2 separate regions of the Mus musculus genome follow, and region 1 is linked to region 2. Evidence: chromatin loops called from intact Hi-C (ENCODE). Cell type or tissue: heart. All regions are shown on one strand.

Region 1 (8,000 bases), 170 kb before region 2:
AGTTGGGATTTAAATGAACTTTACTAGGTCACCGACTGGACGGATCAGTTTAACTGAAACAGTGATCCTAACAAGGCCAGCTGGTGGAAACCTCTGACCAAGATTATCAGGGATTCCTCTTATTTTTAGCCTTCTCCGAGATGCCAGGAGCAGAGCCCAAAATGAAGCAATTGCCTGGTCCCCTTGTGCATATATATATGCAAGAATTTGTGAACTGCTTACTCTCGCTTCTAGCAGAGTACAAAGCGGGAGAGAAAACCTATGAGGATATCTAAAGTATAAACATGCATGCACTTCCTCCAGGCATAGAACAAGGCTGAGGTGGTAGTAAGAGGGGAGGGGGTTATAAGCACCAAGGGTACATACAGAACACAATACCCTTCAGAAATACAAAGCAAATGGGATAGATGACATTAACCACAGAAAGCTCAATAGTAGATAACAAAGATGGGGAAACTGGCAGCCTTCGAGAATGAATGGCTTGGGAAAGCCCAGACAATGGGGTAGCCATAAGACCCACCCTTGTACCGTCAGACCAGTACCATCAGCATCACCAAAGCCTGAAGCAAGCAGCTAGCAACTTCCAGCAGTTAAAATTGCCCTCTCCTTCAGTACTCAGAATTGATTAGTCCTGGTTTAGGAACAGAAAAGGGAAGAGTCTTCTCCATCTCCATCCTTTACCCTACTCAAGAGCATATTCTGGGCAAAGAAATTACTTGCTAAGAATGCTGTGCGGTCTGAAGTCACCTCACTCTACACTTGTCTCCAGGAAGTAACTTATTTTCAAGCCTCTAACCCCAGAAGATCTACATCAGATTTTAGGATGGGAATAAATGACATGATTCAAAGAAAGACTGGATGCCCTGAATAAAGGAACCCTCGGGTAAAACCAGGGCGAATGTTTCTTGTAGTCTTTAAAAAAAAAAATCTCTCCTGGTGCTGACAGACCCCAGCAGGAATTCAGAAGGGGAAGAAAGGGCAGAGAGGATTCTGGAAGATAGGATTGGCAGAGCAAGCCAGGGAGAGCCAGGGTGGGTGCTGCAGACATAAGAAAACTCAACCCATTCCTTTTTATTCGGTTTCAGATGGAGACACTGAACACCACAGCACAGAAAAGTACTTCACAGAAAGAAAGGACTTTAATGTCTTCAAACAAACACCTGTCGCTACCCCCAGGGCTTTTCTGCAAGCTGTCCTGACACATCACCTTTTTTAAAGATCAATCCGCCTAAATGCCCCCCCACCCCGAAAAACATTTTTAAGGTAACAGAGAGAATAATCATATAGTCAACCCATATTACTACTCGCATCCTCTTACAGACCTTCCTCTAGGTTCAATATTGTTATGTAAAGAAATCCTTAGATCAATGTTTATTAGGGGAAAGCATCAGAATTGTCAATCAGTGAAAAACCATCATGACTCCTAAATTTTGTTTTAAAACTTTAAAAAGGAAATGATGACAAACACCGTGAGATTTGGGTTTGCCACATGTAAGTTGGCAAATAACAATTGTCAAGGATATTACAGAGACGTTTTTCTCTAAGATCTGGCAAGATCAAGTCAATAGTAAATTATCAATGTGTTTTTAAGGTTTGTGAAAGGGACTTTAAGCCTTAAGAAATATCCATTTCTATTTTAAATCGTTATACAAACAAAATCCCTAGGGGACACACACACACACACGTTTTTCCCAGGCTTAGAATACTGGATCAGTCAACCTTCAACCTGTCAATTCTCAATATAAATCTTCAAGAAAGCAACAAGTTCTACTTCAATTAAATGTACTGGCTGCCCTGCTAATTATGAGTTGGACTCCTTTGCGCCATTTGTAACCTCTGGTGTGACAGAACCTATGTACAGGAAATTAAAAAAAAAAAAAAGTCTCATCCCCTAGGAAGCATTCAACTGTTTATAATTGCTAACGAGTGAAAGGGGGTAAAATACTGCGTTATTTAGGATTCTACATGTCATTCTGAGGAACAAATACTAAATTTGTGAATTAAATCTCTCCTTGTTCTCGCCTCCACTGTTCAGGAGTTGACTTTTTTCTTGCATCTCTTGACTCTACAGGGCCTCATTTCTTTCTCCCTCTGTAAAGTCCACTGTGAGCTGCCCTGTTGAGAGCTACAGTAGGAAGTAAAAATAGATGAGGGGAAATAAGATGGCCAGCGGCAGGGAGACTTTGGAAAGTGCTACAGAGGCAGGAGGGGCTGGGGTTGGTGACTGGCTGGGAAGAAGGGTGTGTAAATCCAGGCAAGGAGGGAAACAGAGTTGGGGATGAAGACCAGATGAAAGGGAGAAGGGAGGCGAGGGTTGGGTATCTAAGGGAGGTTCTCGAGGAGAGAGAGGGAGTTGTGGGTGATGACTGGCTATCAGGGACGATCCCGGGGAGGACGGAGGCCCAGAGCTGATGTACCCGGGGGAAAGTTGAGAGGCAAGGAGAACGCGTCCCGGGCGACTCACCAAAGAGGCTGCCGCTAAACCCGTCCCACGCGCAGCCCACGGCGTCCCACACCCAGCCGTTCCGCAGGCACGACGCGAAGGTGAAGGTGACTCCGAACAGGGATACCAGCAGGTCGCCCAGGCTCAGGTTGACCAGGAAGAGGTGGGTGGGCGTGCGCAGTCTCGGGAACTTGGAGTAGAGAAGCAGCACCAGCAGGTTGCCGCCGACGCCCAGCAGCGCGAGGCAGCCGAGTAGCAGCGCCAGGCGCTCGTACGCGGTGGGGCTGAAGAGAGGCGCGGGGCTCCGCGTGCCCGCCGGTGCTGCGCCCTCGGCGCCCGCCCCGTCCTCCCAGTAGCCCTGGTCGCCACTACGGTTCCCCGAGTACATGGCCCGACGCCGGCGCGCCGTGAGAGAGAGGGCTCGGTGAGCCGGGCGGCCCGAACAGGGTGGATCTCACGCTCTGCGGGCCGCTCAGGCCATTGTGCCCGGGAGCCGCGCCAGGCCCGCCCAACCCGCGCGCACCCGAGGCCCCGCCCTTCGGTGCTAGGACCCCGCCCCACCGCATGAAACTCCGCCCTCCTAGCGTTCTTGCTATCCCACCCTCCCGCGTGGGTCCCGAGCCCCACTAGCTAGCACTTGCAGTCCCTCCCACGGGACCTCCCTGGAGGCCACGCCCTTCTACCTTGCGGCCTCATCCATACGGCAGCCGTTTTGGCCCCGCCCTCCTAAGACTCTTCCGCAGTCTGGCCTGCGGCTCCTCCCTCCCGGAATCTCCTGTTACCCCGCCCTCTGACTCACACCCTTGGCCCCGCCCTCCGGCATACAGCTCCGCCTTCTTAGAACCTCTGACCGCGCCTCTGAGCTGTGGCCCCGCCCTACTGCTTTAGCGGCCCGCCCCTTTTCCCCCCTCCCACCTCCCGGGCGCGTTCCCGCCCAGCAGAGGTGAGTTTCAGAGACCAGTGAGCTCTTGCTCTGCTTCCTTCACCCTTAAGCCGAGGTGGAAACCTGAACAGACTGTACAGAAAAAAAGAGAAAGTAAACTCCCTTACGGAGGTAAATTAGCCACAGCGGATCCTCACAGCCCTCAACGGACTCTAAAGCATCTCGTCCATTCACCCGTTAAGTCACTCACCCTAGCATACACTCATTCATAAATATTTATGAACGCCTGCGCTTAACTCAGTTAAGCATGCTGAATGAAATACTCTCTTTCCTGGGAAGCTATAATAACACCCACCCCCACCTCATACACCCAATAGAAAGAAAACAAAACACTGAAATGCCCGAAGTAGAGCGCCAGCGAAATGATCTCATAAACAGGGAACCTGACGTTAAAAACAAACAAACAAACGCAGCAGGCTGAGTCTCAACTACCTTAGAGCTGGAAGATATGTCCCAGCGTTTATGACAGTGTTCTGAGCTGCCACTCTCAGAGCCCCAGAATAAGGAAGGAAATAGCATCAGAGTGACACCCAAGTCACCCTTCCACTGGATCCCAAGCCTTCTCAGTCTGCAGTAGGTACACCTGATACACAATCCAGTCCAAATGCTTCTCTGGAGGTGATCTCTTGAGCAGTGCCCCGCCCCCTAAGGCTTCAATCCAAATCTAGCAGGTATAGAGAGGATATATTTAGAACAGCACGCATTTTCCACTGGACCTTTCCCCAGCAGCAATGCAAATATAGAACAAGTCAAATATAGATTGTGAACGTCACTTCTTTAGGCCTGCTTTCTCTGTCTCCACTGCAGTCCCCAACGACTACCCACGAGAGGAAAATGTCCCGAGCTGCATGCACCTGAAGATGTCATAGGCACTAATGACTGGTTTGTGGAAACTAAATTGGTGTGCACCAGTGTCCACCCCTCCTCCCACTTGTGTTAGACTCAGTGCATCTCAAAAGTCTTCAATAGTCAGCTAAGTGACGAGATAGCTTGATACCCTGCTGCACTGAGCACTTGACTAAGAGGTTGTGTGTGCCAGCTTCAAAATCTTGATCTTATTTTTAAGACTTCTAACCTGAATTCAGCATCTACAAGGCCTTTGACCTCACCTGCCCTGAAAAAAAAATGTTTTTAATTTTGTGGTTTAGATTTATAGGACCATTTAATAAGTTCTTTGTGCCTCTGACGTCTCACTATAGTAGTCTTCCTACAGTAGGATTGCAACGTTAGTGGAAGGAAGAAAGGAAAGAGTCCTGATTTTTTTTTCCTAAAATATTCATTCTTTGGCACACAGTCTTCTTCTCCTAAAGCTTTCTAGAGGTGTTGAGAGAAGACAATGCTGACCAAATTGGTTCATACATGAGATGCCAGATGCTAAGTGCCATAAACAATTATAAGGCAGAGAAAATAGAGGTGTATATGCTAGCAGAATACTCCCTTCCAGGCAGCTAGGACTAGGATCTTAAAGCCTAGACCCACAGGGACACACCTACTCCAACAAGGCCGCACCTCCACTCCCTGGCTCAAGCATATACAAACCATCATAAGAGGAAAGAGAAAATAAATGTGCTGTTACTTAGACAGCTCTGCATTGAACTCTAAACAAGACCTATGTGCCAAGGGAGGACTCTATTTGCCCCTTTGGAGGGAAACGAGGGCACCAGTATAGCAGAATAATAGGAGATGAAGATAGAGAGGTAAGTAGGTGAGCAGCTGTGCTTTGGCCTCTACTGTATCAACATAATAAGGTTGATACAATAGACCTATAAGGTCCAGAACATTGCCTGCGCAAGAGGTGTGAGTGCAATGAATAAAAACAGTAAGAGCCTCTGGGGGAAATGGTTAACATTTTGATAATTGACAATAGTTATTATAATAATCCTGTGAACTGTTAAGGTCTTTTAGTAGAGTTGATACACATAAGCAAGATACTGCATATATGATTTTGTTAATAAAAATGTTTCTTGTACATTTCAAAATTAGGTCTTTATGGGAGTTATGGTTTAAGTGGAAAATTCCCTATGGGTTTGTGTGCTTGAATACTTGGCCCCTGTCTGGTGGCACTGTTATGGGAGCTTATGGAATCTTTGGCATGGAATCATTCCCCCAATAGATCATCTCCAAAGTGACCCAGACAAGCCAAGCAGTGCCTGGTCCTTCAGGCCTGTGTACTGCTAAGAATGCAAGCCCTGGCCACAGGCATCATCAGGTGCTAACATACATTCTTTCCAGGAGAGTTTTTCCTTGGCTTATTCCTGGAGCTGGGTCTGATCATGGTGAACCAGATGTAAAGCAACCTGCTACCCTGCCTTGGTTAGTCGTTGGTTTTGTTTGTTTGTCTGTTTGTCTGTCGGTTGGTTTTGTTGTGTTGTTTTCCCAACCTGACACAAGCTAGAGTTTGTGGGGAAAGCAAAGAACCTCAGTTGAGAAGATGCTCGCACTAGACTGGCCTGCAGGAAAGCCCGTGGAGCATATTTTTGATTAATGGAGGTATATGAGCATCCAGTCCTGGGTTGTATAAGGCAGCAGCCTAAGAAAAACACAACTAGCAAGCCAATAAGCAGTATTCTTCAACGGATTCTACTTCAGTTCCTGCCCTGAGTTCCTGCCCTGGCTTCCTTCAATGATGGACTATGATGTGAAGGTGTAAGATAAACTAAACCCTTTCTTTCCCAAGTTGCTGTTGGTCATGTTTTGGGTTTTTTTTTGGGGGGGGGGGTTCCCTCAACATCCTTCCACCATGTATGGATGAGTAGAAAATGCCCACAGGAGGAATGGACATTTAGCAGCTACTGACGGCTAGAGCTTTGATGATTCCCAATCATCAGAACGATGAGAAAGGAAACACTGATGTTTGTAAATTACTCAGTGGGACGTATTTTATTGCAGCAACAGGAATGGACCAAGACCAATGCAACAGAAGATATAACATCTAATATAGTAAGCGATAACTTCACTTTAACACGTTTATTTTTTTAAAGTTTGTGTGTGTTTGTGTGTGTGCGCTTGCCCACACTCATGTTTGCAAGAGTGCAGGTCCCTGTGGAAGACAGGAGGGGGCTGCTGATGCTGGTTTTTAAGCTACTTCATTGGTTTCTTATACCTCTCCCTCCCTGGCAACCCTTACTCCTTCCAACACCCCAACACTAGGTAGGAGAGAAAGAAGGATAAAGGGGGAAGGAAGCAATGTCTCTTTAGAGCACTTCCTGCTGATTAGGGGCACTGAACTCCTTGGGGGCAAGTCCAATCTTAATAGTCAGGATATCTCTAACTTCTGATCTCTTTTCTCACAGGAACTAGCAGGAGGACTTGTCATGTCCTCTCCTTTAGAGTGCTCGGACACCCCTCTCCTCCCAGGGCTCTGGCATTTATACCCTCTCCAGAGTCCTCAGGATTAAACTCTCCAAAGCTGGCAGAATCACAATCTTGCCAGAGCATACACGAGGCAAATAGTCAGCGGCTGTGGATAATCTGCGGCAGCCCCTACATCCCACACCTGGGGTTGAAACAATGAACAGAACTGGATTTGTAAAGGAAACCAAAACTCTCACTACAGAGGGCCTTGGAGTTCCCTAGAACTGGAATTGCAAACAGTTGGGAGCTGCCTGATGCTGAGTGCGGGTCCTCCAAGCGTACACCTACTTTTAAGTACTGTCTTCCCACTCTCACCAATAATCTCACCAATAATCCTGAAAGCATTCCAATTTCTAACTATTTTGTAAAACTTGTTACTTTTTAGTTTGATTGTGCAAAGCCTAAAGACAGTCCACATACCTGTGTGCGGCTGGTTCTCGTGTGTATCAAGCACGTGCTGACGTCAGGACTCTACGCCAATGCTTTGCTGGAACACCTTTTAACCATTTAGCCTCATGACTTGTTACCTCCCCTGCAGGATTCTGCCAAATATCTTTTTGTTAAGTAATTGTTTATTACACACACACACACACACACACACACCCCACTCCAGTGCACACACCTTTACTCAGTCTTCAGAGCATTTACCACCTTCTGGAATACCATGCACGTGCCTGTTTTCACCATTAGATTGTAAGCTCAACACACCATTCGCTCACTATTCTATCACTACTACCTAAGTACCTGCTAGCATAAGTAGGTGTCTGATAAGTATGCGCTGAATGGATGGATGAGGAAATAGAAGAATTCATGGATGAGGATTGTAGGAAAGATAGTTCCTAGGATGTTGCCAAATAGTATTTGGATGGGAGAAAAGGAATAAAGAATAAATAGTGTGAGGAGATTCTCTAAGTAAGATGTTTATAGGAATTTACTCCCCTAATAGCTCATAGTGAGAGGATGAACACCTGGTACTCAAAACAGGAGTGCCCCCTAATGCCACTCGCTTCAATTCTGAACTCAGGATTGCACAAGATGGTTTAAAAGATGCACTACCAAGGAATAGGGACTCTATCTGTCTCACATTTCCATGAGTTGACTGTTGATGAACATGTTGATGAATAGACTTTTATAAAACACTGGGGAGGGCTGGGGGCTGGAGACATATCTCCATTGATAAAGTATTTGTTGCACAAACATAAGGCCATGAATCGAGATTCCCCAGCACGCACGTTAGAAGATAGGCACAGTGGGCTAGGC
Region 2 (8,000 bases):
CCTGGCTGCTCTTGTGGCTTTTAATGTCATTACTCACCAAGGTCATCAAAAGGATGACTGTCATCACAGCAGGTCTTCCCTGACCCCAGCCGCCACGTGATGGCTTCTGCTCTAACTAGAACACTTCTTGTTCTAGCTGGAGCTTGGATGGTGGTCTAGCTCAGGCTCAGATGCTGGTATTACTGTTCTTGTTCTCAATTCTAGCAACAGGCCATGAACTAAAAAGAGCTTATTGGGCAGTGTTTTGAAGTAGTGTGGAGAGTAAACTCGGGGCTTGGAGCCTAAGGGGTACTCTACTGATCTACCATCAGCCCTAGTGTAATACATTTTAGCAAACAAGCCAAACCAGTGAGGACTGATGAAATACATCATTGTACATATGCAGTCTTAAAAGGCGAGCTCTTTTTTACATGTACTGTCTTCAATGCTGAATAAAATGGCAAGAACAAGTCTGAGTGATTATTGTGTACGTCCACTTGTGAAGTGATTCTTTAACTGGCCAACTTCTACTTTTTTTTTTTTTCTGCCTGTCCTTCTCATCAGCCATCTCTATACCTATGTGAAATGAATTAAAAGGTCTGGAGACTTCATTGGCTTAACGGAAATGCTTGAATGCACATGGAATGTATTTGGACATATTCGGTACCCAATTTCTTTTTAAGTATAAAAATAAACTCAGAAGCAGGCTATGAATCGAATACAAAACACTCTTTGTCAAGGGGAGGAGCAGGCTGCCTGTCAGTGCACAATGCCAAGTTCAAGTAAGCCAGCTGAGGGAGGGGGCACCTGAGAGGACAGGGAGAGCCCACACAGCCTGTAAGAAGAGATGATTCTTCTCAGTGGGGAAGAGACAGGAAGCCCTGCAGCCCTGGCCATCCTGATAATGCTGACAACCAACCCATCCCCAAGTCCAAGGGGTCCAGAGGTGACTTCCTACCTCCCATCTTCCCTTTCTAAGCGTCTGTGGTGATTCTTTCATCATCAGCTAGAAAGGAATAAGAAGCAGACCTGAATGACGGTGCCCATGAGCAGCAGTCCCCTGCCTCAGGAAAGGGCAGAGAGTTGCCACTATGACAGCCTTAGTGATGCATCATCGGGCTTGACTGTGTCTGCTGCAATTTTGAAGATTTCATTAGAAAGGTCAATAGTGATGCCAAAATGCAAACGGCTGACCAGACATCAATGTTCATACCCTTCCATTTACACTCTGTTCATGTATTTGGCTGTCAAGATGTCAGTACATCTGATAAATTCTCATTCTCTTTCTCCCTCTCCCCTCTTCCTTTCCCACCTCTTCTCTCTGTCTATACTCTGAGTTTTAAATAGTTCCTAAAAATAAAAAGGAAATTGTTTGGGAAGAGGAAGGGAACTGGTATTTCTTATAGCTGGTATAGAGTTTCCTCAAGGGGTCCACAGAGTTCAAAGTAGCCCTGCTGTCAAAATGACTGACAGTCTAGCTGGTGGCTAACAGGGATTGCTCACTCAGCAGCTCCAGCCCTGGGACAGCCAGGCACAAAGGACGAGAGTGACAAATGTCAATCAACTGAATATGTAAACAGCCTGGTCCTGGCAATGAAAAAGTATATAGTAAAGGATGTTAACAGGAAGGATTTACTAAACGTTCTTAACATTAACCAACGGTGACCAACACTTAGCCAAACACTGACAGAGAGCACTGGGTCCCGTCCTATTCATGTCTCACCAAATCACTTTAAAACTAAAAGATGCTAAACTATTTTCTTAATAAAGTAGACATAAAGTAATATCTATCACAGTAAGTTTTTTTAACCCATCAAATTGGAAAAGAGCAAAATATTTGATAAAATGTCAATCTTGGTGGGAAAGAACCCTTTTTGTGAAACTATAGATTGCTACCATCCACATAAGAGCAATTTCTCTGCATATTAAAATATCCAGCCGGGCATGGTGGCACATGCCTTTAATCCCAGCACTCGGGAGGCAGAGGCAGGCAGATTTCTGAGTTCAAGGCCAGCGTAGTCTACAAAGTGAGTTCCAGGACAGCCAGGACTACAGAGAAACCCTGTCTTGAAAAAAAAAATCCATACCTGTTTTATGTCAGCTAGTTTTATGTCAGCTTTATACAAGCAAGAGTTATCTGAGAGGAAGGAACCTCAATTGAGAAAACACCTTCATAAAATGGAGCTGTAGGCAAGACTGTAGAGCATTTTCTTAACTAGTGATTGGTGGGAGAGGGCGCAGCCCCATTGTATGTGGTACCACCCTTGGGCTGTTTGTCCTGCATTCTGTAAGGAGCAGGCTGAACAAGCTATGGGAAGCAAGCCAGTAAGCAGCACCTCTCCATGGCCTGCCTCTACATCAGCAACTGCCTCCAGGTTCTTGCCTGGTTGGAGTTCTTGCCCGGACTTCCCTTCCTGACTGCCTGTTAATGGAAGTGTACGTGAAATAAACCCTTTCCTCCCCATATTGTTTTTTGGTTATTAGGTTTCATTACAGAAATAGAAGCTCTAATGAATGGGGGGGGGAGTGTATTGGGGACTTTTTGGATAGCATTGAAAATGTAAATGAGGAAAATACCTAATAAAAAAATTAATTCTAAAAAAAAAAAAAAAAAAGAAAAAGATACTCTAATGAAGATGATATCTTTTGATCTGTCAATTTCTCTTTAGGTATCTGTCCTGAAATGACATTCCTAATAAGACACATAGATCTACAGAACTGATTGGTGTTTCTGGTTTTTGTGTTGGGTTTTGTAATCAGCAATAACTGAAAATGAAACAAATGCCTGTCAATAAGAGAAGAGATAAGTCATCTCTGGTTGTTCATTTAATGGAAGACTTTATGTTACACACACACACACACACACACACACACACACACACACACAACGCACACGCCCTTGAGGGTCTCACTGAGTAACCCACAGTGAAGGCAAGTCTGGAACTCATTTGGTAGTCCAAACTGAGGCTATCCCAGAGCCCAATCAGAAGCGGAGACTTCTTTCAAGCTCCCAGTGATCTTCCTGCCCCAACCTGCTTCTTAAAAAGAAGAAAACCACCTTCCTGTGCTTTCTCCCTGTGCATTTATTACCCACAAAGACAAGTTTATGGGATCTAGGGAGATGGCTTAGTTAAGAACACTGGCTGCTCTTCCAGAGGACCCATGTTCAATTCCCAGCACCCACATGGCTGCTCACAACTGTCTGTAACTGCAGTTCCAGAAAATCCAACACCCTCACACAGACACACATTCAGACACTGATGCACATGAAATAAAAATAAGTATTTTTTTAAAGATAAAGTTTACTCGAGAATTAAGTAAATTAGTCTTATGAAGAAATTTATAATGTGGCTGAGTATTTTAAATGCATTCTTTCTTCTTTCATTCTTTCTTCTCAGTCATGGAAGGTACTAAATCAAAACCGGCAAAAAAGAGGGATTAATTTGAAAGTGTTTTCTTTTCAATTGGCCATATTCACAACACATTTTATTTTAGTTTTAAAAATTATTCCTTTATGGAGAGGTGAGAAGAGAGAGGGTGTCTGGGTTAGTAGGAAAGAGGAGTTAGGGTATATATGATCAAGATGTGTTGTTTGCATATACAAAATTATGAAATAGTAAATTTAAAAGTCTATTAATCTTATGTGCAAATTATCATTTATTTGTTTGTTATTTTAGAGTCAGGGTCTCTAGCTTAGGCTTCCTTTCACTTCCTAAATACCTGGTGACCTTGAAGCTCTGATCCTCCTGCCTCTACCTCCTGAGTGCTAGGATTCTAGGTGTAAGCCTCCAGTTGTTATCTGTGTTGTGCTGGAGATTAAGCCCAGGACTTCATGCTCACTGGGAAGGCACTCTGCTTAACTGATCTGCATTCCCCAGCCCATACGTTTATTTTAATTGATGTAAAAATAAATTCCTTTTATGGAATGAGTCCTCATATTTGATATGACGTACTTGCCCTACTTAAGAAGGGTATTCAGAAGCCAAGTCCCAAGCTGGTATAGGCACCTTTGTAACCAAAGTACTTGCTTTTTATAGCAGTTTGCATGTGGGCTATTTGATCCCTTCACACCAGACCTAAATATAAGAAGCCATCTATATATGTAAGGGGGGGGGGGGCTGATGTTTTAATTTTCACACATAAGAGAATTGTAGCCCTGTCAATTGGTCTGATCAAGTTTCCACACACACACACACACTTCTCTCTCCCTTCCCCCTTCCCGATGATCCCCTCACTCCATCTATCAGTTGTCTCCTTTGATGTGATAAATATCATCTTGAGAACATTAATAGGATTCAGAGAGACATCACCTTCTGTTGCCTGCTGGGGGCTAGCTCAGTCCCTCGGGAGCATCCTTGTCTACAGAGCTCACTGAATTGATGCCACCTCCTCTTGTTTTGTGTTGCTTGGGGTTTGGAATTTGTTTTCTCCTTGATAAATTATGCAAGAATCCTACAGGCTGTGGGAGCAGATTAGCCCCACCCCTGGCCTAACAGAGAAAAGGGAAAGGAAGAAAAGCTGTTTTGCTTCTTGTGCCTTCTCCTTATTCCCTAAGGCATAGTGTGGATTTCAAGTAGAAACTGGCTCCCCTTTGTTCTGTAGTTGTTTTTCCTTTTAAGTTACATTTTAACAAAACTTTAAGTCATCTTATTTATATTTTGTATCTTTTTTTCTTTGTTTTCTTTTTTCTTTTTGTCCATTTCAAAACATCTTTGACTCCTTATGTGACTTCTTGTCTTCACAAGTACCTTTTGGGTTTTGTTTAGACTCTTGTGACATCTAATTTCACTCATTTCTGACCCGTGGAATGGAAACTGATTGTGTTCTGCTATGTTTCTTTAGCCTGTTTCCTCTCTCTTCTTCAGAGAGAAAAATACAGGTTTCAGGACAGCAGGGCAGAATCTTTCGATGGGGTGTTGGCCCCTAGTGGATCAGGAGTGAAAACACAACTCTGCCAGGCCTGGCATTCTATATCTGGGGAAAGAACACCGCAAGGGCAGAAGAGAGCAAAACTAAACGGTACAGTTTTCCAAATATGCAAAATGTATGAATGGAAGGAAATCACAGATTATTATCAACAGAATCGACTCCTTGGTCAGTTTAAGGCTTAAAAAGTTAAAGAATACAAAGGACAAAATTCTAAACTGGGAAAAATAACCACGATAAACAAACAGTGGGCATTCTTAATGTATAAAGAGCTTTCACAAATAAACTGTAAACATCTTTTCCCACAAGTTTCTGTATAAAATGTCCACTTGAAAATATAGCATTCTCCTACATCAGCATTAACCAACTAGGATCATTTTAAAGACAAGATAACTACAGAGGCAAAGCAATAAATGATCAAAGCTGATCTAACCTGGCAAGCCCAGTCTGCTGTGGGGATTTTTTTTTTGGGGGGGGGGGGGCTCTTTGAGACAAGGTTTCTCTGTGTAGCCCTGGCTGTCCTGGAACTCACTTTGTAGACCAGGCTGTCCTCAAACTCAGAAATCCGCCTGCCTCTGCCTCTGCCTCTGCCTCCCGAGTGCTAGGATTAAAGGCGTGCACCACCACACCCAGCTGCTGGGGGGATTTTTAAGTATAAAGGGCTCTGATGGTCCCATATGCACATGATTTTAAATGGGTTGATTTAATTTTACAAAGATGTCAAATTCTCCAAAGTAAGCTAAATTCACCCAAGTAGAAAACAATAACATTTAAACTTTTAAGTCTTCTTCCAGGGAAACCACAGAACGTTATTCTAAAATGTGTCTGTGAACTTACATTCCCTATCTGTTCAGCCCTTCAACGGGAGAAGAGGACTAGTGAGCTGGGTGAACAGGGAAAGGCGCTCACTGCCAAGCCCGACAACCTGAGTTTGATCCTAGGAACCCACATGGTAGCAAGAGAGAGATGACTTCCACAGGCATCCTCAAATAGACACAAATAAGTGCATACATACATGTAATTTTAAAAATAAGAAAAGGATAAAATCTTGTCCTGTCCATAGGCAGGACAAGAACTCATAAAAAAAAATAATAAATAAAGTGTGGATTTTAAAGAACAGATGATCAGAGGAGCAGAAGGGTTTAGAAACAGATGCATATATTTACAGACCTTTAGCCATCATGAAAATAACTACAAATAAAGAGAAAGACATGCTTTATAAATAGAAATGTTACAGAGACATCTACAAGGAGCAAGAAATAGCCAGGCCCTTGAGTATCCTCACAGCTGCCAACTTGATGGTGTCTCTCTCCTTAATCTGCATTATCTCTTTGCTCCAAGCAAAATTACCACCTTGGTTTTGCAAAACTGTATGAACCCTTGCCTTCAGTTCTTTGGAGAAGGAGTCCCAAACTGAACCAAGAAACACCCAGTCCCGATTCCGACTTCCGCTAACTTCCAGTAGCGCTGTAGCCGTGCTGGCCTCTGCCATCCTGGGACCCTCCCAGGTACACTTTCACTGCCTGGCCTCTGCAGATTCCATTCCTTCCTTTGGGGATACTCTCCGATCAGTTGCCCATTTGGCATGTAGTGTCCTTTCCTTGTTTTGGGCCCTTCCTTAACAATGGGTTCCTTTCTTTTAACCCTGCTAAGCCATTTTAAATTGGAAGATCCTAATCCTACCTTGAGTCGCTCAAATCTTCCACTCTCTGGCTTATGTTTCTCCAAGATACATACAATAATTTGACATATTTTATATTTTAATTATCTGCCTGTTGGCCATGTTGACAGAATGAATGGATAGACATTTAAATTTGTCAATAGCCTGCATCTAAAATAGTCACAGATGGGCTGGGGGTGTAGTTCGGTGGCTAGAGTGCTTGCTTTAGCATGCATAAGACCTTGGGTTTGATCCCCAGCACTGTATAAACCAAACATGCTAACACACTGGATCCATGGCAGGAAGCAGAAATGAATTCTGTGTTCAACTCACTATTACCTTTTCATTCTGACCGTGATCCCAGGCCACAGAATGGCACCACGAATAATTTAGGTCCATCTTCCCATCTCAGTTAAGCTAGTCTAGACAATCCCTTACAGATGTGTTCAGAGCCTAGCATCTGAGGTGATTGTATTGAGATGAAAATCAGCATTAGCCACTGCACCATCTCAAAAATAAATAAATAAATAAATAAATAAATAAATAAATAAATAAATAAAACATTCATGGCGTTTTTCAGAGCTTAGACGTTTGACTAAGATAGCTACTTGTAAGAGTGTTTTTCAGTAAAACTAACCTAAACATTATCGATATGAGTATTATACAAACACTGTAAAATATAAGGTTCCAGAGCAATAAGAGTTGCTTCTTACCTTTTACTGTGAAGATGATTTCAATAGCCTCCTTTTTTTCTACTGTGAAAATAAAATCACTATATAACATCTTAACACCAAGTGACACTTCTGAAAATTAATGTGGCTGGCACCAAAAATATATTTTTGAGAAAGCATATGGCAAAGCTGTCTTTCCGAGGACTGGAATACTGGCACCTACCCCACCCCCACCCCATTTGTCTGCCTTTCTATGTAATAAGCTTTACTGTGTCTGTCCTGAATTATGACACACAGGGCACACCTTGTATGTTCCAAATGTGTCGTACAAATTTCACACTTATTTAATGCTCATGTGTGTCCTCTGGTGTTGTTGCACATTTGATCCCAGTTTTACAGGTGACACAGATGGAGTGTAAAGGGACCAGTGTTTCAGCTCTATACTCGGTGCCTTTGGGTAGTCACTATGCAGAGCCAGAAACACAAAGGGGCCACACTAACTTCTTCAAAGTTTTCAGTTAACCAAATCCTTGTATGACTTTCTTTTTTTTTTTTTTTTTTTTTTTTGAGTAAGATTTGGAAAGAGAAAAAGGAAAAGAATCAACTTTTATTCAGAACCATGCTTGGCTCCCTCATGGGGTTTTCAAGGCAAAGCTGAGAAACAGCTCTTCTTCTTATTATTATTGGCTCTTTTGCAAAAGAAAAGCCAAAGCCAGGCAAAATAGGTGTTGTTATGGTCTAAGGCTATTATCGGATGTGAGTAA

The links. Peaks named below come from ENCODE experiments on the same cell type or tissue, not always from the same donor. Only the 100,000 strongest peaks of a DNase experiment are listed, where the experiment ranks them.
Region 1: a loop joins it to region 2, with 3 times the contacts of the local background. A loop is called at or near these places in 12 of 42 quality-filtered maps.

What each region holds. Positions count from the first base shown.
Region 1 is chr1:175,689,706-175,697,705 of GRCm38, forward strand. Opn3 (opsin 3) reads right to left here and starts at 2,927. Exons shown (of 4, transcript NM_010098.3): 1 at 2,465-2,927. The coding sequence starts at 2,831. It overlaps Gm39707 (a long non-coding RNA gene), which reads left to right and starts at 3,341. Exons shown (of 3, transcript XR_865748.2): 1 at 3,341-3,386; 2 at 6,276-6,326; 3 at 6,680-6,953. In heart, no CTCF peak of the experiment used is centred here; DNase peaks (open chromatin) are centred at 3,106 and 3,926; H3K4me3 peaks cover 3,455 bases; H3K27ac peaks cover 2,544 bases.
Region 2 is chr1:175,862,850-175,870,849 of GRCm38, forward strand. No RefSeq gene overlaps it. Among named protein-coding and RNA genes, the nearest start is that of Gm36360, 14 kb to the right of the region's middle. In heart, a CTCF peak has its summit at 4,921; no DNase peak of the experiment used is centred here.